Linked DNA regions of Mus musculus: regions 1 and 3 are each linked to region 2. Evidence: chromatin loops called from intact Hi-C (ENCODE). Cell type or tissue: left cerebral cortex. All regions are shown on one strand. Links, peaks and the distances in the headings refer to the core of each region. The heading gives the core; the rest is flanking DNA. Region 1 holds the start of Pla2g4a (phospholipase A2, group IVA (cytosolic, calcium-dependent)). Region 2 overlaps Pla2g4a (phospholipase A2, group IVA (cytosolic, calcium-dependent)). Region 3 has its middle 36 kb from the start of Ptgs2os2.

The links. A loop is a pair of places that touch in the nucleus more often than their neighbours do. Peaks named below come from ENCODE experiments on the same cell type or tissue, not always from the same donor. Only the 100,000 strongest peaks of a DNase experiment are listed, where the experiment ranks them.
Region 1: a loop joins it to region 2, with 2.2 times the contacts of the local background. A loop is called at or near these places in 3 of 42 quality-filtered maps.
Region 3: it touches region 2 in a loop (3-fold over the local background); 3 of 42 quality-filtered maps call a loop at or near these places.

The regions. Positions count from the first base shown.
Region 1 is chr1:149,955,663-149,966,054 of GRCm38, forward strand. Pla2g4a (phospholipase A2, group IVA (cytosolic, calcium-dependent)) reads right to left here and starts at 5,628. Exons shown (of 18, transcript NM_008869.4): 1 at 5,529-5,628. In left cerebral cortex, for the core only: no CTCF peak of the experiment used is centred there; DNase peaks (open chromatin) are centred at 5,490 and 7,317; H3K4me3 peaks cover 774 bases; H3K27ac peaks cover 324 bases.
Region 2 is chr1:149,852,137-149,862,528 of GRCm38, forward strand. Pla2g4a (phospholipase A2, group IVA (cytosolic, calcium-dependent)) reads right to left here. Exons shown (of 18, transcript NM_008869.4): 13 at 8,919-8,990; 14 at 5,309-5,548. Among named protein-coding and RNA genes, the nearest start is that of Pla2g4a, 100 kb to the right of the region's middle. In left cerebral cortex, for the core only: CTCF peaks have their summits at 4,746 (motif pointing right) and 6,758 (motif pointing right); DNase peaks (open chromatin) are centred at 3,682, 4,832, 6,871 and 8,081; H3K27ac peaks cover 1,637 bases.
Region 3 is chr1:150,196,241-150,206,632 of GRCm38, forward strand. No RefSeq gene overlaps it. Among named protein-coding and RNA genes, the nearest start is that of Ptgs2os2, 36 kb to the left of the region's middle. In left cerebral cortex, for the core only: a CTCF peak has its summit at 5,960 (motif pointing left); a DNase peak (open chromatin) is centred at 5,959.

The DNA.
Region 1 (10,392 bases), core at 882-8,881, 100 kb after region 2:
TCTAAAGCTATTTGCTGACCTAATGTTTCTAAAGACGGAGTTGCACCCAGCATCCAGGCATTGGCTGTTGCTTATGACCAAGTCATGCATGTGCATACTGAAAATAGTTCGTAATTGAAGTTTATAAGCCCTGCCAAGAAGCATCTGTCTTCTTGCCTGTAAGCTTCTAGATTGCATGGAAAAGTAAACTTCTCACTTTGTTCTACAAAGAGTAAATGCAAATGCCTTATACTGTCCAGCATAATCAGAGACTGAAAGAACCTTAAGACTCTACATAGTCTAAAAAAATTTCTCTGTTGCCACCTGGATGTAAATCCTTCCGTTAAATAAGTATTTCTTATTGTGATTCATAAAAAATTAATCAGTCTTTAATATGTCTATTTTGTAGATTTGATAAAATATCATATGCCTTATTTTCTTTAAAGCATTATGTGCCTATACAAAATACTAAGTAGTTCAAAAACCCTGAAATTACAAATCTGAAGCTAATCTTTTCAGTCATTCTGGGATGTCGGTGCAGTGTCCTGTCAATCACTGAGCAGCTGGTGAGGACAGAGCAATGAGCTTCTGTGGGACTGGGCTTTGGGACCACGATCTGTGCTGAGCCTCCTCTTACAGATTTTCTGTTAACCCCAGCTGGAGAAGGCTAACAATCACGAATAAGGCACATCAAGAAGAGGGAATAAGAACAACTTGGCTGCTTCAATAAAAAGTATACAAAGTATATCAGGTGGATACCATGAACACAAGCTTGTACAGAGAGAGATTTGCCCCCAAATTTCTTTTTTCATATCTGTAAATGTCAACAGTAGTGCTCTGCTAAGTCAGTTTATCAACAACAACATCAACAAAAAACAAAAAATGAATGGAATTTTCTGTTCTGTTTGTGGTGTTTGTTTTTTAGTTTAGTTTTGTTTTGTTTTTGCTTTTTCAGTGTTTGGGGAAGAATCTACAGTGTAGTGAATGCTTGACAAGCAAAGGCCCTTAATGTGTAGCCCAAGTAGGCCTTGAATTTGCTAACCCCTGTGTCAGTTTCCCAAGTAGCTGGAATTACCAGCCTCAGTTAAGAATAAAGTTTTTATGTAGCCTTCCTATAAACCATTTGCACTATATAAATAGGACATAATAGAACTCACATTTTTCTTCAAACTAAACAACTGCAAAATAGTTCATAAACACAAACAAATGAGCAAGAAAATATAAGTTGAGTTTTGCAGACACACGAGTTTTCTATATTTGATAAGAATGCAAAAAAAAAAAAAAAAGACACATTTGGGACACTTTCTGCTAACTCAAAACCTACCCTTTACTTAAAATAGATAAAATTGCCTGTAGACTCCAAGGCCAAGCAAAGGAGTAGAAGACTAAGCAAATTGTTCACAGCTGCACATGCTAATGAGAAAGAAAAGAAAGATAAAGTCTGCCTTGTCTACTGTCTTTTAGTCCCAGCTTACTCAACAAATGCCTGTTGAGTTTCTGTAAAGACATTTGAATTAATTAAACGATTAAACTGGTAGTACAGGTTTTCAAAACTGCTTCTCGTCAGCATTGAATTATTTACATTTGTTTAAGAAGAGAAGGAAACTGTATTTAAAGATTACTATGCGTGGATTAAGAGTCACAAACAGTAAAACACTGAGGTCTACACACCAAGAGCAGCAAAAGCATGCTGCAGCCCCACCTGCAATACACACACACACACACACACACACACACACACACACACAGAGGTGATGGTATCAAAAGATTGGAAGAATACTTTCTCTGCTAGCTGCCTTCTCTAAGAAGAACCCCTTAATCATGGTCTGTTCCCAGCTTTGTTTTTTGATCCCAGTGATGTAAAAGATGATGAGTTGGTCAAAGTTGATTACTGACAAACAAACGTGGACATTCTTTTTACAAACTTTCTTATTGGCAGCCATCACATAACAAGCTCTTGGCCTTTGCCCTACTTTCTCTTAAGCAAGCCTGGATGTCTCCAGTGCTGTGAGAGATGCTACAGAAATCTTGAGGCATCTCAGAATTCTCTTGCATTTCCTCAATTTTGTTGAACTATGACTCTCTGAGAACATGATTTGCTCTCACGTTCTTGTGCGTTACCATCTGTTGTGAAGGGAAGTTCCATAAAACACTGAGACGAACTCCAAAAAAAAAAAAAAATAAGGAAAAGTGTCTACAGGATTTCTGTTTCTACTTTGGAATTACACCTGTATTGTTAAGACCCTTGACATTCTCCAAGATCTATGAGGATTCTAAAAGATTTTTGATAATGTGAACTATAGCTGTTCAGATTTGCTAGGCTGAAAGTTAACACTGAGAAAAAAATTGTTAAAGTCACATGGAACACACCCTTATAAGTAACCATTCTGAACATTTGCCAAACTTGGTTAAGAAAGAGATACAACTGTAAATAAGGTAGCAGCTGTCTGAATGACTGGATTCTCTTCTTATTCTGAATGATACCATTCAATGTTATCTGAGGCAAACTCCAATACTTAAGCTACTTAAGCTTACTCAAGCTCCTTAAGAATGGATACACTCTTCCAAAGCAAAATGGCAAAGATTAACTAGTACTCAGTGCCATTTTGTTAAATGTTTTGAGAACTGTCAGCATACTGAATTTTATTTTTGTTCCTATTTTACAGCTAAAAAATAACAATATGGAGATTAAGTAACTAGGTAGTTTATGATCTCATTGCTATCTAGAAATGCACTTGTAAGGCTGAATCATACTGAGCTATACAAACTAATATAATGGTTCTAGATTAATATTTACAATCAATCTAAATATTCAATAATGTACAATTGGTCAGTTCAACATATCCACAAACTGAAGACAGCTCATAATCTTTAGTTCATAGGTTATCATCCCCTACATGATATATGACTCAGAGCAGAGACTTAATAGTATTTGCTAAAAGTATGGATGAATATAGAGTCACAATTATTTTAAAAAAGATGTTTTAATAAAATCATAAATCAAAGGAGAATGCCATATAAAATCTAACTCCTAAATTTGTGAGTTTATGAGTAGATTCTATATAATACTCATAGTATTATATACTTTTATACTCATAGTATAAAAGAAAATGTGTAAAGCATAAAGTAATGAAAATACATGGATTCTTTCCCTATGTGGTAATGTGTGCTAGATAATCAATAAATATTAACAGAGTAAATAAATAGACAAAAATCATTTAAAAGCAATTAACTCCTTAGAGGAGAATAAGTATGTATTTTTTTATTTTGTTCTTTGCAATTTTTCTATTATTTAACAAGATTTTTGACAATAAGTGTGAATTATTTTTGTAATAAAAATAATATTAAAAAACACGATCAATCTGGGAAATACAGTTCAGAAAGTTAGGACAAAAGCAGAATATATAGATATACTTCAGAATCCAATGAAAAACTTGCATCAATTTCTCCCTTATGCATATTGTGTTTAAGCAAAAAGACTCATCAAAAGTTGAAGACAATGATAGGCCTAATGTTTCATGGAGAATATTGTTGGAATTGAGTCTAGAATCTAGGTCACTAGCTTTCTAGGAAGTGGTTCTATTCATGGTAGTAGGGAGCTTAGAGTGGCTATCAGTGAACAAGTGCCCCTTGAGATTCTCAGTATGACAGTGGGGCAGCTCCTACTCACATGTGAAAGCGTTTGCTGCTTAACTTTGATAAATGATAAGAAAATCCAGAGGTTTATGAAATGTCCCATGTCTTTGGCAAATGTGTGAATTGCTTTCTTTCTTTCAAATTTGTGTGCACTGGACAAGCATGTGTTCATTACCTTAGGAGAACTCCTGAGTCCTCAAAATGTTTGTAAAGGAGTTAGAGATCAAAAAGAAAGAAAAAGAAATATATATTATGTATATATAAATATATATATAATTTTACCAGCATGATGGCATACTGTGGGGAGATGTGGTGATATACAGAAAGGAAGGGAAAACAAACATGGCAACTTTTTTCTTACTCTTTTTTTACTCCTCAAGCATGTTTATTAATATTTAAACAATCGAACAATCTGCTTCAGGACTAGAAAAAACAGTAGGAAAGACAAGGGTTAAAGACAAGCCAATTTAGTTCTCTGACATGAACCTTATGAGAGGCTAAGACATGTGTTTCATAATTTTATTTTTTCTATTTAAAAATAAATATAAAATGCTATTTTAAAAACGTATACAGTTAAAATGAAAGTGTCTCTTCCCATAAAATATGTTTTCCTTAGAGGAAGTTTTGTAAAACTTTGAGAGAAGGCCATTAAACTTCTCTATGCATTTCACAATTATTGCTTAATTTAAAATTTAACTCTTCGTGAGCTCAATGAAAACAGAGACCAGCTTCATTGGCCAGGTCTCACTATATCTGTGATATAATTTCAGACTGGATAGGTCTATTTCATTAAATTCTCTGTGAATCTCTTTGACTGCAATTTCAAATGTATTCAACAAACAGAAGCAACACAAAATACACTCCTTTTTCCCAAATTAGAATCCCAAATATAATACTAAAATCCACCCCTTCTTTTTATGTTGTTGTTTCGTTTGTTTGTTTGTTTGTTTGTTTTTTGTTTTTTGTTTTTCGAGACAGGGTTTTTCTGTATAGCCCTGGCTATCCTGGAACTCACTCTGTAGACCAGGCTGGCCTTGAACTCAGAAATCTGCCTGCCTCTGCCTCCCTGGGATTAAAGGCGTGCGCCACCATGCCGGGCGAATCCACCCCTTCTAAGTGGCACATCTCTAATGCTGCTCTCCACCAGCCTTCAGTGAAAGCAGTTTAAACCAACAGCTAACATCAGGAGCATTTTTCATAACCAAGTGTCTGAAGTGATGAATCTATTTAAATCATTACAAATTGTAAAAGAAGTAAAGATGTTAAGTCATTTATTTCAAAACCAAGTCCCTTTCACTCTTCCATCTTTTAGATTTTAGAACCTCAGTTCTAAAATGATATTCACAAGTGTGCAACTTGATAGAATATTTTCCAAAAAACTGTTTTGACCTGTTGTCCTGTCACAAGTTACCCAAAGCCTGAGAGCAGCGGTGCTTGTTAGTTCAAGGTTAGTTTTTCAGTGTTATAAGTCACATCACACAGCAGCCCATTAAATACCCAGGAATGTTCTGCGAACATAACTCTTTTTATCAATTAAAATTTAAATGAGTCACCAAACTGCCCCTAAACATCTTTACAAGCAGCACTCAAACTCAGGAGTCAGGAATCACTGGGTAGCATCACGTGGGACACAAAGGCGCGCCAACTCACTTCTCTATAAAGACTCAATTTCCCAGCACCCGCTGAAGGAAACAACCTATACCTTTATTCCAATCTGCTCTTAGACCCAGGAAACCAAACCCTCCTCACTTAGAAGGAAACTGAAGCCTGCGTTGTGAACCTTTCCCAGAGGCAGAGGAGTGAAAGAAGTGAAGTTTTAGCACGCGTGGCTGCCTTCCTCCTGGGAAGCTGCCCACGGATAGCGATGGAAAGTGCAAGAGGAAGCAGGCAGGGAGAGTAAATGCATTGCTTACAGTTCCCAGAGTTAAATGAGAATCCTCAGGCTTCTCTGTGCCTTCTGGCTCTCAGTCGGGAGCCCTTCACAGTTCCGACTTCTAGAAAGTCTTCTCCGGCTGGTAGGAGGGGCTAAGAAGTGGGCTGGTCTCTGTGGATGTTAAGGTGGAATTCAAGCGAGCTCCTCTGGTGAAGACTAACATTCTAAATGGACATGTTTAGTTTTCAGAAACAGGCCTTTCGAGTCAGAAAATATACTTTAAAAATATGTGATCTAACTGGTCCTAGGGGTGTGCATGAAAATATGCTTTAAAAACATGTGACCTAACTGGTCCTGGGGGTATGCATGTGCGTGCCTATGTGTGTGTGTGCATGTGTGTGTGTGTGTGTGTGTGTGCATGTGCGTGTGTGTGTGTGTGTGTGTGTGTGTGTGTGTGAGAGAGAGAGAGAGAGAGAGAGAGAGAGAGAGAGAGAGAGAGAGAGACTGCTGCTGCTGCTGCTTGCCCTTAAGCAGTCACTACTTCCTCTTTTTTCCAAAAGACTAAAAGTGAAGTTGAAAAGATAATGCATTATGTTGAGAATTTTTAGAGTCTTTAAAAGGTGAAGTTTTAAACAAACCGCAAATACAAAACGCATATACATTTTACAGTTGAACAGTGTTGGACAACCTTGAAAAGCAAACCTGTTCAAGCCTTTCTCCCCAAACTCAAAGCCTCTGAGTTGTTTAAGCCCTTTCAGAGAATAGAACCCATAAGTTCCGACGTAGAAGTAACAACAAATCAGGAAGAATCTGCAATCTAATTTGAAGCATATAATAACTTCTATGTGAAGAAAGTGTTGTATCTATTACAAGCGTGGTAGCTCACAACTGTCATGTGGGAAGTAGAAAAAAAAACATGTATGAGTTCAAAGTCAGCTTATGCTACATAGTGAAGCCATATCTCAAGGCAAACAGACGTCCTGACAATTCATGAAATCCTGTTACTCTAAGTACCCTGGTTAGAATGCCTTCAGGGCTTCCTCCATATCAAAGGCAGTTAGCAGAGCCCCTTCCTCTCTACAACGCCACCATTTATCTCCTAATTAATATCCTCAATATTTCTTAAAAGCACATCTTTTCTTCTTCTGTTTGCTTTCTATTGCTGGGATAAATTTTTCTGACCAGAAGCAATTTGTGAAGGGAAAGTTTTATTTGGGCATACAGGTCCTGACAGTCCATCAGGAAGCGAAGTCAGAGTAGAAATTCAAAGCAGAAAACAGGAGGCAAGACCTGAAGCATAAACCAAGGAGGGATGCATTTTTGTTCTCGTTTCATAATTTACTCCTTTTTGGTGTCGGAGGCAGGCTCTCATGCAACCAAGGCTGGACTCAAACTGAACTGGCTAGCAACAGATGACTTTGAACGCCTGACTTTCCTGCCACCACCTCCGTGGAATCAAAAGCACATGCCACCCAGGCCTAGCAATTACACTTTTAAAGGCTCCTTTTCCATTCATGAGTAAAGTAAAAGGCAAATCTGACACCTCCATTCTATCACAAAGTACAAGTTTATGTGGTATGAATAGACAGATTCACGAAGTTAAGATAAATATGGTAATCCACTGCAGAAAATATGGCTACACGTAAGTTGTGTTCACCAACACTTGGGTTAGGAATTAGGTTACCCTAATTCCTTCTATCCACTTGCAGCAACAATTTCACGAGTTGTTTTTTGCTCTCCAAGATCCCTCTAAATTTGGTGCAGGGAATTCCTGTCCAATTTTAGTGACTCTGTCACAATGGGCACAAACCCCATTACTCATCTCACAGAAGGACTTCCAGGCACTGCAGGGTTTTGAAAATATTTATGCTGTTGGAATTTAAATGTGCTGACGACAGTGTGTAGTCTAAGCCCATTGCCTCTGTGTTGAGGCAATTCTGAGTAGAAAGAATTATCTCTGAGTAAATTTCCTGTATTTCTCAAGTAGCCAAGCCTTGAAAGATGTCACTAGAAGGTTTTTCTTTAGCACATCAGTTGCCTAGGGCCAAGATAATAACAGAATTCTTATATGTATGTTTATAACACCACTGCCTGCAAGCTCAGGAACTCTCTACTTTTCAGTCTCTAAAATACATGATCAGGCCTCAGCACCTACTTTGAAAAATCCTCATTCTTTACATTCATGTCATTTTTCTTCAGTTAGACACACTACAAAACGGATAATTTGATTTTTACCCAAATAACAAAAATAGTCACATGCCAGGACTTCATTTCATTTTATTTATCACATGGCTTCAAAGTCCACAGTTATCCCATTTATTTTTGTAAGTAAAGTAAAAAAAAAAAAGAATGTGACAACTTGCAACAAATATATACTGCAAACCGCTTTTTCCAAAAATTTCTGGTCATGGGATGACCCTTAAATCTTAGCCCTCCAGAGAGAGACCAAGGCAGGCAGGTCTCAGGGAATTGATGGTCAGTCTGGTCTACATAGGCAGTTCCAGGTCACCTACAGCTGCATGAGCCCTAGGCTCAGAGAAAGAGGAAAAGGGAGAGGGGAAAGAGGAGAGAGGAAAACAAACAAACAAACAAACAAACAAAAAAACCCAAAAAAAACCAAGGCTGTCCAACTGGCTCAGTGGGTTTAAAAACAAAACAAAACAAAACAAAACAAAACAAAAAAAATACTACAAATGTATTGACCTAAGTTTGATCCTTGGATCCCACACTATGATGGAATAAGAAAACTGACTCTAGAAAGTTATTGTCCTACATCCAGAAGTACACATGTGCACATGCATGTGCAAGATATTGAATAATATATTATTTCATATAATAGACACAATTTTAATAGGAGTAAATGTAAACATAGAAAAATAAATAATGAAACATTTAATTAATGAGAGACTGATACTTGCTCCAAATAAGCTAAATGAGTGTCTGGGGCAATGACACAGTTGCTAAAAGTATTGGCCAAGGAGGCACGAGGATCTGGGTCCTTGTCCCTCGAATCCCTATTAATGCCAATTCATTTCTACAACCACAGCACTGGAGAGTAGAATCATGTAGCTTTCTGGAGTAAGCTGGTCAGATAATCTACTGAGTTGGTGAGCTCCAAGATCATTAAGAGATCATGCCTATAAATAAATAAATAAATAAATAAATAAGGTGGAGGGGTCAGCGAAATGGCTCAAGAGCCCTTGCTGCTCTTTCGGAGAATTAATGCTAGATTTCCAGAACCCATGTTGAGTTGAGCAGCAAACAACTGCCTACATCTCAGCTCCAGAAAATCTCATATCTTTTAGGCCATCCACACATAAGTGACAGAAAAAAAATAAAATTACTTTTAGAAATATATAAGGTGGAAAGTGACCAAGGAAGGCAGTAGATATCAAATTTAGCCTGCAGGTATATACCTATAACATATATAAACACCCACATATACATATACACACCATGCACTCTTCAAGTGGACACACACACACACACACACACACACACAAATCAGTAAAATAATCCAATTGTTTTTCCTGTTGGTGGCCCATTAAGAAAAGCATTGATAATACAGCCAAGTTAAATATCTCGTCACGTACTACTGTGTTGGTACATAAACCTTATGTATCAACTAGTCTGGGGTTATTGGGAAAGCAGATTGTTGGGAGAACATCATTTCTGAGTGGATCCCTGTGGGGTTACTAGCAGAGATCAACCTTCAAATCAGTAGATGATCCTCCTTAACCCATGGGGGGCAAAAGAGTAAAGTGAAATAGCATTTTAGAAGGTACTGGAGAGAGAGAGAGAGAGAGAGAGAGAGAGAGAGAGAGAGAGAGAGAGAGAAACAGCCAGGACAGACAGGCTCCATGTCTTCCTGGACCTACATCCTAGATGATGGACTTTGAAAGGTACTAGATGAGAACAAGATGGATTCTAGAAGCTATGGTGGTCCTGGAAAGCCTGTCTAAGGAAGTAACATTTTGGCTGAGGCTTGGAGGAGGAAACCAAATATGGGAGGGATGTTCCAGACAAAAGAACCAGGAGGTATGCACATAGAAATCTAAATTGGCCCATGAAACTTGAAAGACATGCATGAGAATTCCAGCAGGAGTTGGGGGGGGGGTGGGAGGGGGGCTGGGGGCTGGAGAGGGAGGAGGGAGGGCTGGGGGTTGAGGAGTTAGGAGGGGTGGACAGTGGTGAGGGGCGGGCTAGGGGGTGAAGTAGAGACTGAACAACAAGCACTGAAGTGAATGAGGAAGAAACAAGGACTAAATTAAATCAGAAATCCAAAGGGGATCCTGACGCCACTGTTGGAATTTGGTGGGCAAACAGAAACAACAGAAGAGGAGGTCAGATCTAACCCAGTGTAGTGAAAAAGCATTTCTCGAATTACAGCAGAGCTTATGGGGAGAGGAGCTGGAGGCAACTTTAGAAATGTATGTCGGAGGTCAGGTTTTGACAGACTTCTAGATTTGGAGCTAGAATGAGATGCTCTGGGTTATTGAGAACATTCTGCTCTGAATTCGGAGGCTGCTGACATTGATCTCTTTGAGCTTTTGCAGGGACTGCAGTAGCTAGACTTCCTAACAGCAGATTAGATGGGAATGGGATAGATGGTGATCTTAAAAGGGGGAACATCGAACACTATCAAGCAGGCATAGTGCACTAGGGCTTAATGGGAGGGGGCCCCTCAGGGTGGAACAGGCTGGTAATAAACTAGATTGAAGTTAGCTGCAATTCTGTACTGTGCACATTAGTTAATATAAGACTCACAGTTCAGAGTAAGTTTAGACTTGATGTCTTACACATACTTGGTACAGGCTTGCACAATATGTATGACTTATGGTTTTGTCTGTTTGCTGTTAATTTGCTGAGACAGCATCCTATAGTTCAAACTGACCTTGAACTCC
Region 2 (10,392 bases), core at 988-8,987:
TATCAGAAGACAACGTGGTGAGGGAGGAGTGAGCATCCACCTATTCCATGACCACAGGAGACAGTTCTGAGATGACATCCTTGATCTGGAACAGAACCACAGAACCAATATTTCTGGAATTGTCTATTTAATAATTTCAGAATCCTTGCCTCAAAGACCTGACAACATAGACGTACAAAGGTTAAGGAGAGAGCAGCATACAGTCAAGAACACTGAAGTCATTTGTAGTAGATAGTTCAAAAGGCAGCCACTGGAGAGCACAGAGACGACCCACGAATGCCTTCAAGCTCCATGGCAACACATCAGTAGCACCTGAGCATGGGTAAACACAACGTTCAATGTTTGTTTACTGCAGAGAGGTTTCCTAGCATAATAAAACACAAGAATTCATAAGTAGTTTGGCTTTGCAAACCCAGTGTTTTCTCTTTTTGTTTTAGTTAAGAGAGTCATCAAAAAACAGGTCAGAAAACCAGCTGTCTCCCTTTCTTAAGCCCAAGATTGTCTCTGAGGAGCTGAGCATGTTCTAGGTGGGTTCCTAAATGGCATGCGACTGAGTACCACTGTCCTGCCTCCAAGATAAACTGACACCGAGCCACCTTTGTTGTGTTGCCATCAGCATACATTTGGGAATCATTAACTATAGTGCTGCATACAAAATAAGACTTTCATCACCAAACAGATTTCAGCAAGTCAGAATTGAATATCTTACAGGAATAGCCATGGAGATGGCATGTTCCTATTCTCCTTGCCATCCCTGGGAATAACAGTGGTTTGTGTGGAGAACTTCTTAATCCCCACAGTAAGCTACCATTCATTGTTACTTTATAACAAACTAGAAATTATGCCAACTAATTGGTGAAGATATCCAACTATTAAAAGGTCTGGTTGGGTTTTAAGTGTCAGTTGGCTTTGAACGTATTAGAGCCCTCGGAGTAGCACCTAAACTCAGTAGGCTCTCCCAGTATTTTATGTGGAAGGGATGGGGGTTGGGGGGAGATCAGGTTTTGAAAGTATATTTGTACTCAGGACCAATTTATCATGTGACAAGTACTAATATGTGGAAAATGTGTTTTAGACTACAATGGGCAAACATGCTCCTGTGATTGAAAGCACACAAACTCCCCAAGCCTGTGAGTGAGTTAATCTGGTTCCCTGACATACACAGAAACAACACTGCTATAAGTCAGTAATGGTTCCTTATAGCCGTGGGTCATGACCTTCCTAATGTCTCGACCCTTTAAGACAGTTCTGGCTCTCAATCATTGTTGCTACTTCATAACTATAATTTTGCTATTATGAATTTTAATGTAAATATCTGTTATACAGGATATCTGATATATGCCTCTCATGAAAGGCTCAAACCCAAAAGCGTAGTGACCTGCCAGTTGAGAATTCTGCCTTAAAGAGTTATGTCGTATCTGATGAATCCATCACATAGATTCAATTTACAACAGACAAATATTTGGATATCTGTGTCTTGAACTCTGGCCTGAATTATCTCATGTCCACTTGTTAGTCAAGATAATGTGTGTCACAGTAAACACTATAAACACAAAGTAAACAGGAAAGAAGCCACGTGACTGATGAATAACTCCTCCAAAATTTATTTCTACAGACAATTAACTATTTCACACACAACTAATATGGCAATTTTTATTATTTTATAATTTATCTTGTTTCAAAATGTCTGAAAGCTGAAGTCCTAGGTATGAGATAACTGCACCTTTTTACTCATTTTAGACTAAGAAACTGTGTCACTCAAAATTTAATGTGTATGAGCAGAGTTGCCATAGAATAAGATATAAGCTTCTTCCAATATTAATGTGTACATTGGACAAAATCTAAAATGTAAAGCCTTTACTTTTCCTTAGGTTCCATAAAGAATGTGTACAATTAAGAGGGGAATATCTTCTCACTATCTTAAAAGTGGCATTTCAGTTGTACACTATAGAAGGGGTATTTTGGGTTTTGTTTCACTTTTTATTACTGTTATTTACTTCTTTCTGTGTGAGACGGGAGGTCACACACATGCTATTGCCCATGTATAGAGGCTAAGGGCCACATGAGGGAGTTGGTTCTGTCATATGAGTCTTGGAGGTTTCACTTAGGGTGTCAGACAAGACAGTAAGTGACTTTATGCACTGAGCTATACACAGGAATTTTAATAAACTCATTTGAACCACAGGGATCACAGTTTGTGATAAACCTTTTAGCCTTCACAATAAACATGGGATTTTTCTAAAACTCCTACAGGACGGGAAGAAGATAAGGTTTCTTTCTGGAAAACCCTCATCTGTATGTACACTAACAAGCTCGGTGAATTCAGCCTAATACACAATTATGTCTAGCAATGGTGGTATCTAAATAATACATTTGGAGGAATTTATTATTGAACTAATTAGAACTTTTACATGTGTATCTCAATCAAGTAAACACAAATCACATTAAAAAATAATTTAAATGAAGTGTTTACTGAGATGGAAGAATAAACCTTTTTCCAAGATTATTAACAGAAACCAACTTTCCGTTGGAACGCGTCAAGAGCCTCTCAAACACTGAAGCCGGAGAAGTTGCTCAGTGTTTAAGGGCACAAATTGTCCCTGCAAAGGACCCAAGTTTCATTCCTAGCACCCACATCAGGCAGTGCACAACTGGAAGTCTGGCCTCAAGGCGCCAACCCCTCTCTTGCCTCCTTGTGCACATACACTGACACATAACTAGATAACCAAAACGTACTACTCTAAAACAAATCTCAAGAACAAATGTTTAGTGTATATGCTATACACTTTAGAATGATTCATTCCTTATGTTGATTTTACTTCTTTAAATTGCTAATAAGTGTTTTTATTTTTATTTTTTCAGGGAAAAGGCATGAGACAAGGTGATATATACACAGCAATTATTCTCCCAACCTCACAGCAAGGGGAAACCCCAGGCTGGCCACACTTGTGTATCGCTATGCCTCACTGACCTAGAGCTCCCTCAGAGTGGCTCGTTTTCTCTTTCCTATTCGTGTTATTATAGCCAAAGCAGAGAAATCCTCCCATGAACGAGCTCCTGGAAGAAAGGCCTTAAAGTGTGTTTAATCTTCACAACAGCAGAGGTTACACAGAACACGCTGGCCGGTGAATCTTGAGGTCCAAGCATGTTGCGAGTGCATCTAAACTCTGGACGAGTGCAGAAAGGAATGAAAGAAAGAAACCAGGTGAGGGTTCAGAACAACTGTTAAGACAAACAATAAAGAGGCATAATTCCTACAGTCACCGAAACACAGGGTGGCCCCTTTCAATTCTCATCTCACTTAAGCAGCAAATGATTGCTTATTCTCCATAGGTCCCAAATGTTTTTGTGTTATTTATATACACATAAATGTATTGTTTAATATTAAAAAAATTAATTTGGAACTCAGTGCTTTCTCTTATGGTCCTAACACTGACAAATAAAAGCATATTGGATACTATAAAACTACCAGGAAGTTCTTGAAATGTGGGGAACGTTTGCTAGGATGTATGCAGTGCAAACCTCAGATGAACTGTTTTGGCAAAATGATACTGAAAAAGAGATGAAACGAAGTATACACCAAGAAAACTTCCATTCTTACATCAGCAAAACAATGACTAATAAAGCCACAGGGATGGGTGGTGTGTGATGGAGGGAAGACTTAGAACAGCCCCTGAGACCTGTGGCCCAAGCCAAGATTTGCTGAGCCATTTGGAACAAAGACAACAGAACTAGTTTCTCTGATATTCTTTGTCTAGAAAGTTAAGTAGCTGAAGGTCCTTTATAGATCTAACAGCTATGAGTATGATTTGCTTGATTCTGTCAGCAGTCACCGTAAAGCACGAGTTTCAGAAGAAGCATTTACCACAGGACAGTTAAGACAAACAGTATAGTCACAAAACAAGAAAAATAATGCTTCCAGCTGTATGTTTTAATCCATTTTTAGTTCGGGTAAACTTACTCTATCACAATTAGATTTTTATTACAGATAATCTGCATAGATTTGGGGATAATAAATGTATAATTAAAAGCAACTCATGCCGGGCAGTGGTGGAGCACGCCTTTAATCCCAGCACTTGGGAAGCAGAGGCAGGCAGATTTCTGAGTTCAAGGCCAGCCTTGTCTACACAGTGTGTTCCAGGACCGCGAGGGCTATAAGAGAAACCCTGTCTTGAAAAAAGAAATAAAGAAATAAAGAAAAAATGTAACTCATATCCAAGAATTTAAGGCCGTGCACGCAATACAAAATGCAACATTTGTTCCCCTTAAAGTCAAACAAACAGAAACCAACAACAAATTCTGAAGCCTATAATAATTTCCAAAGGCAATGGGAAAGCTTCAGGGAGTTTTGTTGTTTATCTGATCTAAAGTTTTACAGCATCATAGTAATGACCTTAAGACAGAGATGATTAAGAAATGATATTTAGACGACTAAGATAAGATGATGGGGTGATTGAGAGGAAAATTTCAGGCCACCATATAAAAGATGTATCCCATATAACTTACCAGCAAGGCTAACGTAACATTTAATCTGTAAGTCACAGGGAACTGAAGAATAAAAGGTTACTACACTTGGGAATTTCACTTAGGGACAAGTGTGAAAGTGACTAGATTCTTAACCAAGCAACTTCACAAGGTTTCCTAGTCTTGCCTGAAAACTGGAGAGGAATTTTCCCTGTCCAGATGGGCACTGCAGAAGGCTCCACTCCAACCCCTGTGCTGCACGTTCCCTGTTACCACAAGGGGGCGCCAGGCCTAGAGAACTTTCATCGCATCCTCAAAGATCCCATCTGTAGAGACCTGGCCTTTTCCAAAGAGGCCCGCCCACGGGATAGAAAGGAGGAAATGAGACATAGCTGTGCTGCTTCTTCTCTTTCCGTTGCCAGGCACGACTGTGGAGGCGTTTGGGGAATGAGTCTGGTGTTTTTTGGAGTCACTCCTGGAAGCCTCGGACTTGCTTCTCTAATCCTTGGAACAACTCTGGAAGCACCTATTTCCCTACTTTACACTATTCTATAATTATCACGGTAGAGGTTTCCTGTTGACTCTAGGGGAACCCTGATCAATTAAGAAAGTATTTCAAAGAATATTTTCTATACTAGCATGGCTAGGCCATTACCTAACCAATGTATTTTTCTTCAATAGTAGCAGTAGTAGTAGTGGTGGTAGTAGGAGTAGCAGTAGTAGTAATGTCTCTCACAAGTCAATGTTCTTAAAATTGAGTCTAGTTAAATGTTGACCATAATTACAATGCTTCTCCCCAATTAAAATTAAAGATATCCTGAAGTAGCTTAGACGGCTTACATACCTGCTACCGCTGCGTCGAGCTCGTCATCGAAGGAATCCTGAGAGCTGAAGTCTCTCAGGGGAGACAGTGGATATGATGTGTTGAGATTCAAGCCCAGCATGAAGTTATGCACCTTTCCGGCACGTCCTTCTCGGGTATTGAATAAAGCCGAGTCGCTCACCAAGGCCATTAGCATCCGATGGACCCAACTTGCTTGGTTGTCGCTTTGGTACTCTTTTTCAGCTTCTTCATTCTCGGTGCCTGAAGGGGAGGAACATGCCACATGCCAAATATTTACACACGTGCCAAAATGTACAGGTTTTGGCTATTATTAGCTTTGTTAATCATCAAAATTAAAACTAAAGTTCTAGGGCTTTTGTGCAATAAAATAAAATAATATAACAGAATATAAATGCCCAGTCGTTTTTTGTTTTCAAGTCCTCATAGTTACCTTTTACCTACACACAAGGTCAGTCTATATTCTTCACTGAAACCTCTGGATCTATTTAAATTTTTCACATAAAAATTTTTCTTCCTTCTCCCTCTCCCTAGCTCTCTTTCATCCAACACACACACACAACACAGACACACACTGAGAGTCCATATTACTTCATACTACCACCTATGTTTTCTAATTTTTCCTAAGAGTCCATATCCTGCTTAATAAACATCCAAGAATTACACAAAGCTAGGCAGGACAGCAGACCCACCATCTGACTGCTGATAAATAAACACTCTCATGCATCGATCTTATGACCTGCTTATAAAGTCTGGGGATTTAAAACTCTGTAATTTAAACAAATGATATAAAGTGTTTTAAAATTCACCAGTGGTCCAGAGAAGCAATGACAAATGATTTCCTCCTCGCAAACTATGCCCAGATCAACTCTAGGGGAGGGCTCATTCTGTGTTCTAATCCTCTCCACGTTTAGTGAGTTTGAAGGAACCACTTTCCAGCCTTCCTTTCCTCATTAGGAAGTCAATCGCGCAGGATTATAATGAGAGTTATTGTGATTTGGATCTCAGGGTAAAGTTCTCAGGGAAGCGGCTGGCCTTCGATTCCAGCTGGGAATAGAAAGTCTTACAGCTGGCAAACTGCAGCATAATCTTATCAGTGTCAAAGAACACCTGAGCAGAACCCTTCTGCTCTGGCATCTAGGAACCAAGTGAATAACTATACACGCATACATAAAATTCTGTGTATTAATGGGTTATTTTTCTTTTTTTTTTTTTAGATTTATTTATTTATTACATGTAAGTACACTGTAGCTGTCCTCAGACATCCCAGAAGAGGGCATCAGACCTCATTACCGATGGTTGTGAGCCATCATGTGGTTGCTGGGATTTGAACCCACAATCTTCGGAAGAGCTTTCGGCACCCTTAACCACTGAGCCATCTCTCCAGCCCCATGGGTTATTTTTCTTAATTTTTAAAAAACTTATTTGTACTTTATGGTGTTTTTGTCTGCACATTTACATGTATTGCTTGAGAAGGCCAGAAGAGGGCGTCAGATTCCTTGGAACTGGAATTACAGATGGTTGTAAGCTGCCACAGGTGTCCAGGGGCCTCTGGTAGAGCAGCTAGTGCTTTTAACTGCTGAGCCAACTCACTACACCCACCACCACCTTGTGTGTTTTGAAAGATGAGCATCTATATTCAACTTCTACAATTTCCAATAAATATATACTAAACACACATAAAGCCGTAAGCAGACATCAGAGTAACCAAACTCTTCATTATAGAGAAAAAAGGAATGGACCTGAAAAAGATTCAGACGGCATGTTTCCAATTATATACCATTCAGGGAGAGACAACAGTATGGAGGGAGCAAAGGAATTAGTTTTCCCCAGCTGACCAATGGTTAGGTAGAGAAGATTTTGAGAGCTGTAAAATGACTCCATGTGACACTCTAGTGCATCATCCACATTGGGCATTAGAGACCAGGACACGTCCACTGAAGGGCATCCATGTAACAGAGAGTACCACTCTGATGGAACAAGTTATAGTGCGGGCGGGGAGGGGACATTGTCTGGGAGAGTATGGGGCAGGAGATTTACCAAAATGACCTATCTGTTCCATCTTTCATGGAACCTAAAATGCTTGTTTTAAAAGAACAGTAAGAACTAATAAAAAAAATATTCACAGTGTCAACCTCTAACTTAAAACAAAACTAAAACAAAAACAGCAAATTCAAAGTTCTTAAACTTCTCAGCCTCAAAAACTGGCTACTGCTGAATCGTGATTAAATGTCCTGGTCACTTATGTGATTTACTCAGTAAGTAACAATCAGCTACATCCATTTCATGACCTTTCCTAACTATTCTCAAAATACTTGACATAGGGCATAGGGCCCCTTTGTACTTGGCTTGTTTCCTTCATCAAAAACAAATTTAAAAATGCAAGTCTGATCAACTAGCCAAATGTAAAATTTGAACTTTTAAATGAAGACTTTCGAATTAAGGTATGTTTCCTACAGTCTTTCCAGGGCTTCAGCTATTAAGCAGGGCTAACAGTCAAATCGGTAACCCAGCACTGAACCCTAGTTTGGCACCATCCTGCTAAAGGCTTAGATGACAGAAGGGTGGCTGCTTTTTTGTTTTTTGTTTTATTTCTTCTTTTTATTTTATTTCTCTCTCTCTCTCCCTCTCTCCTGCTCCATCCCCTCCCCTCTGTGTGTGTGTGTGTGTGTGTGTGTGTGTGTGTGTGTGTGTGTGTGTGTAAGGCACAGCACATTCTTCCCTATGCCATGGTCAGGAGCAGCTACATCCTGTGGTGAGGTAACTGCTCTGAGCCTTGCATAAACTTGTCTTATAAAGACATAAGAGCAGCCTGGCTATGAGAACAGAATCTTACTCTTTAGTGATAATTGGGATGTGTGTGTGTGTGTGTGTGTGTGTGTATGTATGTGTGAACTACTGGGTGCATTTTTATCAACTGTTTTGTTGGAAAGTTGTCCACATATAGAATCTTCTCATTTTTTCATTAACAACAAATACCATGCGGCAACCAATATCTCTCACCCTCACTCATCCTCCTCACCTTCATCCTCATCCCAAATGTCCTGCTGACCACTCTGACCCACACCAAACTGATATCTCGCTGCTGTGTCCCAATGCAAAATGAATCCCTGATACCCACAGGTCAAATGTGCAACAAGTCTTGATAATTTTAACACATTTCACCACTGCGTTCTTAGTTAGAGTTGGTTTACTGACCATAGCAGAACGCTAAGGCGCCCAGGCAGACCTTTCACGTGGCTGAATGACTATTTAAATGTAAATATTTTCACGAATGTTAAAGACACTAAACATATTCCCCAATCCCGCTTTCCACACTAAGAGGTCCCAGCTCGTTAATCAGGCTTTGGACAGAATTCAGTACGGGCGCCACCTCAGACAGGCCCATTTGTTGGAGTATGTACATATATGTGAGACGTTAAAAGCAAGGGAAAGGTGTGATTGTGTTGCCTCTCATGTTCTATGCAACAGTCCTGTCTGCCTCTGGACAGCCCCCATGCTGACACTTCAGGACTTAGAAGGTCATCAGTGCTTAGAGACATAGAGGTGGACTGGATGGACAATGCTCTCCCCTCCTCCCCTCACACTCTCCCAGAAGCTCTCGCTCTCTCACCTTTGGGTCCTTGAGCCTCATCATCACTGTCGGAGCTGTCATTACTCACGATGTGCTTTGCTGTAATATTTTCTATGGGAAGAAGACAAAATCATTGAGACATCTTGGGGATCAGATTCACAACTAAATTTACGGGGCAGACGAGGGAGTATTGGTGCAAGTCTTTAATTCCAGCTCGCAGGAGGTGGGGGCAGGCAGAACTCTCCGGGTTCAAGGCCAGTTCCAAGCCAACCAGAGCTATGTGGTGGTCGCATTCCTTTTTAACTGTGGAGAAGTGATCAGAGCAAAACTACAGGAGGAGGACTACTGTGTCTCCCTGGAACTTTAGCCTTAGTGTTGTAAGTGGACACTTACCAGATTCGCTAATTTAAAAAAAAATGTATCACTGAGTGAAATAATATCCCAGTAAACAAAATTAATGTAAATTTATCAATTCCTAGTTTTAAGGAAAGGGCTTTTATGAGTTCATTGTAACTTTAATAACTGCTTGATTATATTTTTAAATAGTGTTTATGAAAGAGAATAAAGGACAAAACCAGATCTACAAATGATCTACTTACTAAACAGTCTCCAGAACATGGAGAACAAGTACTCACTTTATTTAACTTCTGATTTTTTTTGCCAACACTGAAAACCATCTGTCGGTTTCCAGTATGTGAATAATTTGTCTTTTTTTTTCTTTTCAAAGCATACTAAGACCAGCCATGAAAGCTAAGAAGCACTACATAGCCTTAATATCAACATAGTGGTAAAAGCTGGTCTAACATTTCACCATCCTTTTCCCAGGGGAAATGCATCTAATTTGTGAAACCTGACAACTATTCTTGTGATTAATATTTGCAGAAAAATCAGACTTTCTGCTGGTTCATGTGAACTATGCTTCGTAGTGACTTTTTCTTTTTCTTTGCTAGCAAATAGAAAAGACTATATTTTTTTATTCAATTTCAATACACTAGATCCAAATTTAGCAATTTTACTCACAAGAACCACTTGGGAAAACGCAAGCTCAAAAAAAAAAAAAAAACCAAGGGGTGTGGCATGCAGCTCCCCATATTTCTCTCTTTATATTTGTTAAGCTCACATAAATAGCAGATGCATGGACAGTTACATAATGAAAAGGTTAGTAAATTCCTGAGAGGTTAAATTTCACTTTTACTGGCATTAGTTATAACTACAAAATTCAACAAAATAAAATACTCAAAATGTGATTTTTTTCTTTTCCTATTATAACTGTGACAGCAGTAATTCTGTTCCACAGCAGAGGCGGGTAGTAAAAAAGACACACCCCAGTTGTCATACACTTTGGGTTGCTCTGCTGCTTGCTATCTGCACTTTTCTTTCCTTAGACATTTTCTCCTGTCTGTCTCTATGGCTTTGGTATGTCCTACTTTGGCTGCATTTAGTAAGCGAATTTAAGAAAATGGCACTGTTTTCTTTATAAGGATGTTTTTAGAGCTTGACTGGATTTATCTGA
Region 3 (10,392 bases), core at 1,674-9,673, 340 kb after region 2:
TATAGCTTCACAGAAGATATCTGGATTATTCAATTTATTTCTTCATTCTATCCATTGTAATCAATTGTTGTATGTCTGGTACAGAAAGGTCTAGTCTCACATAAGTAAATACTTGGGAGGAAGAGAATCAATTTTTTAGTTAATCATAGGTATTCTTTGTATTCAAAACTTGACAAGTGTTTTCTCTTCTTTATTTTATATTTTGTTTTGAAAAACTATTCCTATGGGCATACCTTCACACTAAAGTTTGTTTCTTTCTCTTATACTTTAATGATTCACTTAATGCTACATTATAGCTGAGGGGTCTCCAGTCTAAACTGTAATGATCCTTTCTTAGACCTCTTAGGTTTGTTTGTTTGTTTGTTTTTAATTGGCATTTTGTATTTTGCTTTCTTTGGGACAGGGTCTTAAGTAGCCTAGGCTATCATAAAAACCTTGCCATAAATACAGAAGTGGATGCTCACAGTTATCTATTGGGTGGAACACAGGGTCCCCAATGAAGGAGCTAGAGAAAGTACCCAAGGAGTTGAAGGGGTCTGAAACCCTATAGGAGAAACAATATGAACTAACCAGTACCCCCAGAGCTTGAGTCTCTAACTGCATATATAGCAGAGGATGGCCTAGTCGGCCATCAGTGGGAGGAGAGGCCCTTGATCTTGTCAAGATTATATGCCCCAGTACAGTGGAATGCCAGGGCCAGGAAGTGGGAATGGGTGGGTTGGGGGGCAGGGCAGGGGAAAGGTATAGGAGATTTTCAGAGAGGAAACTAGGAAACGGGATAGCATTTGAAATGTAAATGAAGAAAACATCTAATAAAAAACAAACAAACAAACAAAAAAAACTTACCATAGTCAATGATGACCATGAACTCATGAACTTCTGGTCCTCTGCCTCTACCTCCCTAGAGGATGGCCTTGTTGGGCATCAATGAGAGAAGAGGCTCTTGGTCCTGCCTGTGAAGGCTTGATGCTCCAGTTTAGGGGAATTTCAGGATGGGAAGGTGGGAGTGGGTGGATGGGTGGAAACACACCCTCATAGAAACAGGAAGAGGGGAATGGGATAGGTGGTTTCTTGGGGAGGGGGATTGGGAAAGAGAATAACATTTGAAATATAAATAAATAAAATATCCAATTAAAATTTAAAAAAAAAACAAAAACAAATATATCCTATTATATGGGCTCCATGCTGCCCTGGGAATCAAATTAAGGTCTTTGTGCATGCTAGGCAAGCAGCCTCCGACTGAGCTACATCACCAGAGAGCTCATAGTATTTTTTAACATATTATTTCCCAAGGGCTTGCCCTATAAAAATACCATCTGGGCCTTCCTTTCTCCATCAGAATATTGTGTAAACCAAAAAGTTTTCATTCAAAACCACGGTAGGGAGTACACACTGGGCAAGAGAAAGACAAATGGTACTTTCTTGAGCACGCAAGGAAATGTAGGGCAATAAAACCTGTTTACACATCCACTTCCTGTATTGCCATATCAGTTCTTCCATCATGATAAACCACCCATACAGATGACTAACTCTAGCATCTTTGTGCATTAAAGCCAGATGCCATCACAGTCTTTAAAAAAAGAAAAAAAATTCCAGAGTCCTTTGTATAACTTTCAACCATGTATATTCTTGCAGGCAAATCCTTAATAAACCATTACTTCATGAAGTGACCTCACACCCCAACTTCTTGAACTCTGAGCATCAATTAAGTCAACATGATGCATATTGGGGAAAACCCCATACATTTTCTGTGTCTGATGATTTCCTAATCGCGCCTTTATTATTTTTAAACATTAGTCAGCTCCATGTTATAATCTTCAGCTACAAAGAATGGTTTCCTAATCTGGATGTGAAGACAGAAGGCTTAATCAGAAAAAGTAAAAATTCAGTTTCAAGTTGTATTCCTCAGAATAGAAATGACAAAGTCTTGAAAATGTAAATATTACTACTCAGAAGGAAGCCTGCCTACAACTGCAGAGCAGTGCTTTTCTCTATGTTCAAGAAGTAAAGAGTAATCTTCAGTAAATCTTTGAAAATACCTCGGTTTCTCATCTTACAAAGAAGAGCCCAGCTTCCCAACTACAGCTATGAAAGTTCTAAATATGGCAGATACAAAACATACACAATGCACTGAGCAGAGGGTCTTTAGGGATTAAGGAGGTGGCTCAGTGGATAAAGGTTCTTGTCACCAAGCCTAGAGACCTGATTCAATCCTCAGAGCCTAAATGAAAACCAACTCCTGCAAGGTTTGTCCTCTGACCTTCGCACACGCATCACAGCTACCCTCCTCAAAGGCAAGTAGGGCTGTGTGAGTTGGGTTAGAACAGACCTCCTCTGTCTCTGTCTGGTTAGAGCAGGCTGCCTCTGGCCCTGGTTAGAGCAGTTCACATGGAATTACAGGCAGAGCTGTGGGGTCATTGAGCAGTTATGCTAATCTGTTAAGGGTACAGGTGGAGGTGCAGACTGGAAGGGTGAAGGGGATCCAGCAGAGGGGGATAGATCCCACCACTTTTGGGTTCTGTGTGGGTTCCAGTTGTCATGTATATTAGGGTAAGGGTCTCACCTTTGTCCCTAGAAAGCAGACCTCCTGGAGATAGACAGGATTGTAGGGTTGGGAAGCAAACATGCCAATCTGCCATGGGTGCAGGTGGAGGTGCGGATCAGAAAGGGCCATAGTAATTTCATATTCAGTTTTATGAGGAATGAGGATAAATTTATATTAAGGAAATGCTTTAACCTTTAAATTATTATTTGCATTCTTTAATTATAACAAGTTATTAGTCATATCAAGCTTTTACCTGTGTTTATAGAATATGATAGTTCAGTGTGTTATCATCTTAATTTTCATATGCCAGTGTTTCTATTTCTAATAATTATTAAAATGTATATTCTTTGATTGATTTTGGTTTAAACAAAAATAAAAAATTATGTCCAGCTAATTAATAAGCTAGAAAGAAAGGCTGGATGTTCCATGTGTTATTTAACCAGAAGACTTAAATGGAAAAGGCAAGTAATGGCGAAAAGTTTTGGCATCCATATTTTCCCTGTGAAACTATATATGACACAGTCAGAACTGTATCTCTGGGTCCTGGTTGGATATGGAGTGGGTTAAGTAGCCCCTCATTGTCATTGAATGGCTTCTTACTTCTAAAATGACATTAAGAAAACCGCATTGATCATAGAACCATTTGCAATCTGTTTAATGTGAATGGTTTTGTCCTAGTCAATCCACAGGACATATTCCTGCTCCAATCTGAGACACCCAGGCCAGTTAAATGCCAGAGATAATCAGATGATGAAAGGCAAGCAAAAGAACATAAGCAACAGGGGCTGGAGAGATGGCTCAGTGGTTTAGAGCACTGACTGCTCTTCCAGAGGTTCTGAGTTCAAATCCCAGCAACCACATGGTGGCTCACAACCATCCGTAATGAGATCTGACACCGTCTTCTGGTGCATCTGAAGACAGCTACAGTGTACTTAGATATAATAATAAAATCTTAATAAATAAGTAAATAAATAAATAAAAATAAATAAAGGACACAGGATAAAGGTGCCCATACTTTACCTCAAAAAAAAAAAAAAAAAAAAAACCTTAAGCAACAGAAGCCAATGTAATTTGACACCACAAGAACCCAGTACTCCTACCACAGCAAGCCCTGAATAACCTAACACACCCGAGGAACTGCCATGCACCAGCCTAGTCAGCCCCCCTCAATCCGTGGGAATCAGGAGTTCCAACAGGTAGATGGAGCCGGCGAGAATGAGGTGACAAACAGACCCAACACAAGGGAGTGTGGATCTGAATGTTTTGTCCAAATGAACACCAGATTTTTTTTTTATACAGAAGAAAAACAAGAAAGGCCAGGTGAACACATCCACCAAGTTTCATTGACACAAAACAAAAAGAATACATGTAGCAGGGACCAGGCCATGACACATGAGCCAGGTGAATGCTCGGAGGCATTCTATTGTTAAACCCACCACCAGGGCTTCTTTAGTAAATACCTGATTATTCTATTCCTCTGGGCCTAGTGAAGAAACCTATACCGGGGGATTCCCTTCCACTAACCCACCTATTTGCTAGGCCATTGTGTATTCCTGTGTCTCAGCTATTGTCCTAAGTAATTTCTATGCAGACTAGCCCTGAGCTTTCCTAGCTCTGTTCTAGTAAATAGTAATGCCTGATTATTTTCACTGTCTCTACTAGAAGTGAATTTGAATGTTACTAAATAGGTAACATTCTTACTGAATTACCTCTTGTATTAAATCTTTTTTTCTCGTGAATTTTATTCATTTTAACTTTGTAAAAACTAATAAAAATAAGCAAATATTTTTCATTAAAAGTGAATAATACATTTTGTGAACTTAGTTTTTTACAAACTTCCTAGGGAAATAATTAAGTTATATAAAGGTATTCTCCACAGCTCCTTACTATTAGCACAACAATGCAATTTTATATACTTTGGAGTCTAAGAGTACACATCTTGGAATAGGAATGGGGTTTGTTTTAATCCTGGGTATACTAATTTGACCACTAAAAAGGATATCATTTACTTAATTTCTTTATCAAATTGTGAACATTTTAAAAGTTATACATACTTCATATTTAGGATCCAATGTGTTCAAAAATAAGAAATCTCCCTTTTGAGGCTCCAAGGCCTGACACTATTATTAATGCTGTGGTGTGCTTGCAGACAGGAGCCTAGCTAGCATGGCTGCCCTCTGAGAGGCTCAACACACAGATGAAAGAGTCAGATGCAGACACTTACACCCAACCAATGAACAGAAGCTGGGGACCCCTGTGGTTGAACTAGGGAAAGGATGGAGCAAGCTAAGGAGAAGGGTAATCCCATAAGAAGATCAGCAGTCTCAACTAACCTGAACTTTGAGACCTCAAATACACTGAGCCTCCAACCAGGCAGCATACACTAGCTGATATGAGACCCTGGACACATATAAAGCAGAGGACTGCGGGGTCTGGCCTCAGTGAGAGAAGCAGCACCTAACCCTGGAGAGACTTGAGACCCCAGGGAGTGGGGAGGCCTAGCAGGGTAGGGGTGGGAATGGGGACATCCTCTGGGAGACAGGGATGAGGTGGGGGTTGGGGAATGGGATGAGGAACTATCAGAGGGTGGAACAGGAGGGGGATAATGACTCAACTTTTAAAAAAGATTAAAGATAATTTTTTTAAAATTCTCTCTTTTGTTCTTAGTCACGATAAATGCAGTGATTTATTGGACATCTCCAAAAGTTTTCTCCTCCTTTCTATTTGTGGTTCCTTGGCTTTCTTTGTGGTCTTCCCTCCCTAGAAAATTTCAGAAACATTATAGATTTAGAGATGTTGATGGAGCCCCAGATGGAGGTTTAATCAGTAGATAACTTTCCTTTTTACTTTCTTTTTTCCCTTTCTCTCTCCCTTCCATCAATCCAACCTTTCTTCCTTTCTCTTTTTTATTCTTTCTTTTCATCCTAGTATCATACTCCTGATGACCCAAATTAAGTCAGACAGTCACCTAGACTCTAGCAGCTATGGACAGTAGGCTAGAATTTACCATAGAAACAGCATCACTCCTATATGACACTAGAGGGGAAAGACAGTGTTGGGGAAAGTAGAAAAGGGCCAAGGGGCATTATATTGACTATCCAATCAAATAAAGGACTTATTCTCCAAGTTCAAACAGCTCAGAAACTAGAGCTACAAGTGACAAGCAAAAGTAATCTGATTTTTCTTATCTTTTCCTTTCCCTGTGATTTAGTTACAATGCCTTGTTAAGATGCTAAGTGGTGTGGAACAGATGATAAGCAGAGATACACTATATTCTGAACCATAGCGAATTCATAGCTAGATATACAAAAACTGACGCCTAGCAATTTTACCAAAAAGTATTCATTGATGCATTAAAAATATTAAATGTCCCAAGATCATATTGTTTGAGGAAAAAAATACAGCATACTACAGCCCTCTCCTGGAGAGTCATGATATACACTTAGGTTCTGCTTTTTAAGATAACATTTTTTTAAACAAGAGGACAATTGTTTGTGTTCTGTGTTTCTTCTCTTCTAAAGGCTTTGGACTCACTGTTTTCTGCACATCAATTTATCTTAGTTCTGTGAGTGGCCTCAAGTTTTTTTACATGCTAAAGCCCTCACTGTTGCTTAAATTTAGGATAGATAAGTGTTTTGGAGGGCTGGACAGTTTTTAGGTAGTGGGGGTCCACAGGCCTGGGGACCTAAATGTAAGCGTTGGGTTAGGAAGACATCTTTGGCTTCATCATGAGTCAGGCCCTGGTCTGACTCTAACAAATTCTACCATATTCAATGTTTTGAATACTTTTCTATTCTGATTTCATTCCCAAAGCAGCTAGGATTTTGGAGAAATCTAATGCAATTCATCAAAAGAATGCTAAACCCCTTGAGATAAAGGCTACATTGTAGTTATGGTTTCTATAGTTAGTTTAAAAAAAAGTCCATAAAGATTTTTTAATAACAACATGGAACTTTATTAAATCTTTATTATATTGATCTCTTCTAATAAGTAGTAGATCATGATAGAAAGCATTACAGAATAATTCAGGAGTAATGTAATCATACAAATTCAAATTTTTCATGGAACTTCGAATTCATCTTCTCTAAAAGTTTATTTTTAAGAAAATGTTAAAGAAAAACAAAAATAAACAAACAGAAGAGACCTTACCATGGAAAGTGGTATCTATTAGAGTCAGGCCTCTCATGGAGAATAAGGCATCTTAAAAGAAAACATGTTACCATAAAGCCTACACTATCATAGAAAACTAAAACAATGAGAAATAGAATTGTTGGCATGACAGCTAGAGTTGTAAGGCCATTTTACACTGGGTTCAAAGACATGTCAGCCTAGGTAGCTTCTCCTTCATTGGTGCTTGAACAAATTGTTACTGTGAATCACCAAGCATAGAGAAAGATCTTGGTGACTACGAGAACACATCTTACCGGGTGACTTTTAATGTGTGTGTGTGTCATTTATATCAAAGGATCATGGGGCTATCCCACATTGCAACTATGAATTACAAGAAATTTAAAGGGAAGTTTTTGAAGATTAAAGATTGGAAAATCCCTACTCCTTCTGTCGCAATGAAAAAAAAATCCCATGTAACTGATAAAATAAATAAAGGATATATTCAAATAGACGTTTCAAATAAATCATTGGCATACATGTAAATTGAGCCCATGTAGACAGATACGGTGAAGGGAAGAGATACAGGAGGCAGGAACAGGAAATCATTTCTAAATAAAATACAAGTGCAGTTGATTAAGAAAAAGGAATGTTTCCTTATAATCTTTTTTCTTTCATTGAATGTAAATTCTATTCTCACATAAACTATCCTGATAACAGTCTTCTTTCCCTCTACTCCTCCCAATTCCTCTCCCACTCCCCCCACCCCACTCCCTTTCTGTCTCTCATTAGAAAAGAACCAGTTTCTAATATAAAATATCAAAATATAACAAAATAAAATATAGTAAGGTTTAAAAAAAAACTATCACATTGATGTTAGACAAGACAAACAATCAGGAGAGTTAAAGAGAAGGCACACACACTCAGGACTTCCATCAAAACACTAAACTGAAAGTCATACATTAAGTGTAGAGGGCCTGGTAAAGACCTCTGCAAGGTATTTCAGTGTCTGTAAGTTCATATGAATCTTGCTCATGCTCTGACAAGAGAGATTTGATGGAGACATCCCATTAAGGCTGTGTGTTTCAGAGTCTCTTTCCTCTCTCTCTCTCTCTCTCTCTCTCTCTCTCTCTCTCTCTCTCTCTCTCATGTTTGGCTGTGAGTCTGTGCCTCTGTTCCCATCTTCTGCAGGAGGAAGCCTCTCTAATGATGACTGAATAAAGCCTTGATCTATGAGTATAGCAGAATATCATTCGGAGGCAATTATTATTAATTTTTTAAAAAATGTAGATCAATAGTGTTTGGTTTTGCCCTAGGTCCCTGGCTATCTAGTTAGTCTCTGATTCTTTGTCTCCCAAGCAATGTCGATTGTGAATCACATGGAATTGACCTTAAGTCAAATCAGATATTGGTTGGTTATACACACAAGCTTTGTTTCTCCATTGCTCTAACATACCCTGCAGGCAGCACACTGAATGAGTGAATGAATAAATGATTATATAGGAAGAGCCTCTGGGGGAAGGACAACCCAGTCTCTGGGCTGGAGAAGTTTGGGGTAAAGCAGCAGGATACACCAGACAGGAGGACCCTGTACCAGGTAGGAGCTGAGGGATGTTGGGAGAACCTGATGGCCAAGCCCACTTTGATATGTTAAGTAGACAACTCAGCATTTTGCCCCAGGTTTGAAAGCTAACAGACACAATTGTAGATCAGAGATTGTGTGGCTGGCTTGGTGTTTGTATTTCTCTTTTGCTAGTCTACAGACTACCTTCCTATACCAAAAACACTGTACCATAGGGGCAAAGAGTCTCTACAGGCAGCAGTCTGACTTCTCCATTTCCAATGAGTTATGTAGGCATTGTCATCAGTAAAGGGGCCTTCTGTCAGTTTGTAGAGAGCAACCTGTTGTCTTGCCAACAGCCTGGGTTCTTTGGGGGATTTCCATGACACCTCTTTGGCCAACAACTCAAGTAATTGTAACCCAATTCCAGGACTGGAAGCTGCATTTGGGGACAAGAGATGACCAGTTGGAGCACTGCCTCCCCCACTATTTGGGGATTTCATTTACATGACCCTCATATATGTACATATTTTAGGAAGCGTCTACTGGATTAGGTTTCCAATCCCTCAAATGTCTCTTAATTTTAGTTATCTCTCCCCCATGTGACTCTACAATAAAAACAAAGAAATAATTGTTAAGAAAAAAAAAGTAACAGCAAGTTTCAGGACTTTTATATGGTCCTAGCTGGATGAACAAAATTAATGAAAAGAAAAGGAAAGGATACGACTCCTAAGGTATGGTGTTGAAGAAATATTATTGTAGATATGTAGGAGAGCATAGTAAACATGACTCTGAGCCATGTGGGGAGAGGGGGAGGAAAGAGAGAGGGAAAGCAAGTACAGCCACTAGGAGGTCAAAGGCACAAAACAGGTGGGTAACCAGAAGGACTGGGTATCTGGAAAAGTCTCTAGGGGAAGGTCAGCCCAGCCCCTGGACTGGAAAGTTTAGGGGACTTTGTGGAGTATGCCAGCCATACCTTGTAACAGGTAAAGACTGAGGTATGCTGGGAGGATCAGGCCAGTGCAGTCCACTCTGATATGTTCAATAGGCACCTCAGCCATTTGTCCCAGGTTTGAAACTTAAGACTATCTAGTGTAAATATTTTTGAAATATGTTGTAGTGCGGATCTGGAGACCTCTATTTGCAACCCAAGTACTTGAAACATAGCGGGGGTTAGATCAATTCAACTTCAACATCAAGGCCAACCTGGTCTACACAGGAAGTTCCACACCAGCCAAGACTCTGAGTCAACCAACAAATTGCCTGGTAGCACATAACTTTAATTCCAGCACTCGAGAGGCAGACGTAAACAGAGCTATGTGCATATGAGGCTAGCCTGGTCTACAGAGTGAGTTATATAACAGCCAAAACTACACAAATGAACCCTGTCTCAAAACAAAACAAAATATAAAACGAAAAGAAATACACTATAATAAATACGTTTAATTTGCCTACTATATTTATTTTGTGGGAATTTAAATTCAAACTATTCTTTTTGAAACTAAGATTAATTTAGTTGAACTTTAGCAATTATTTATATTTTATATGTGTATGAATGTATTATGATGTTTGAGACCATGGGAAAGATCACTAGGACTCTATGGAGACTTTAGTCAGATGACTTTAAGATACTGTCAGATCTGGGACTGTGGAACAGTTAAAAGAGGAGAGGAGCTTTTAAACTCAAAAGCCACAATTCATTTCCATTATGCACTTTTCAGGTCTAAGATAACGTACCTGATCTTTTTCATTCCTGGAAAAGTTTAATGTTGGAAACCAGGCCGTGGCTAACATGAACTGGGTTACACCTGAGAGGCAAACCGGGGCTGAAAAGAGAGGGGAAACTAGGCAGAGGAGAGAGAAATGGATCCAAGACAATGTTCTGATCAAGGCTCAGATGTTTAATAAAAGTCTGCACTTATAAAGAGGGAAACCCATTCCCTGTCATGCCAAGTTTCTTGATGTTGAGATGCTAAGTTGTCAGCACAGCCTTTTAGCAGAAAGTCACCAAATTCACAGGTTGCAGTTAACTCTTGGAGAACTGGTTCAGCCTCACGGCAGGTGGCAGGCAGTATCACATCAAAGGAAACTAGGTGAGTCAGAGAAGCAGCACTGCAGGTGGCCCTGCCTCAGTGGCATAAGTCTGAACCAGCCTGCCTAGGCTGAAGGAGGTTACAGT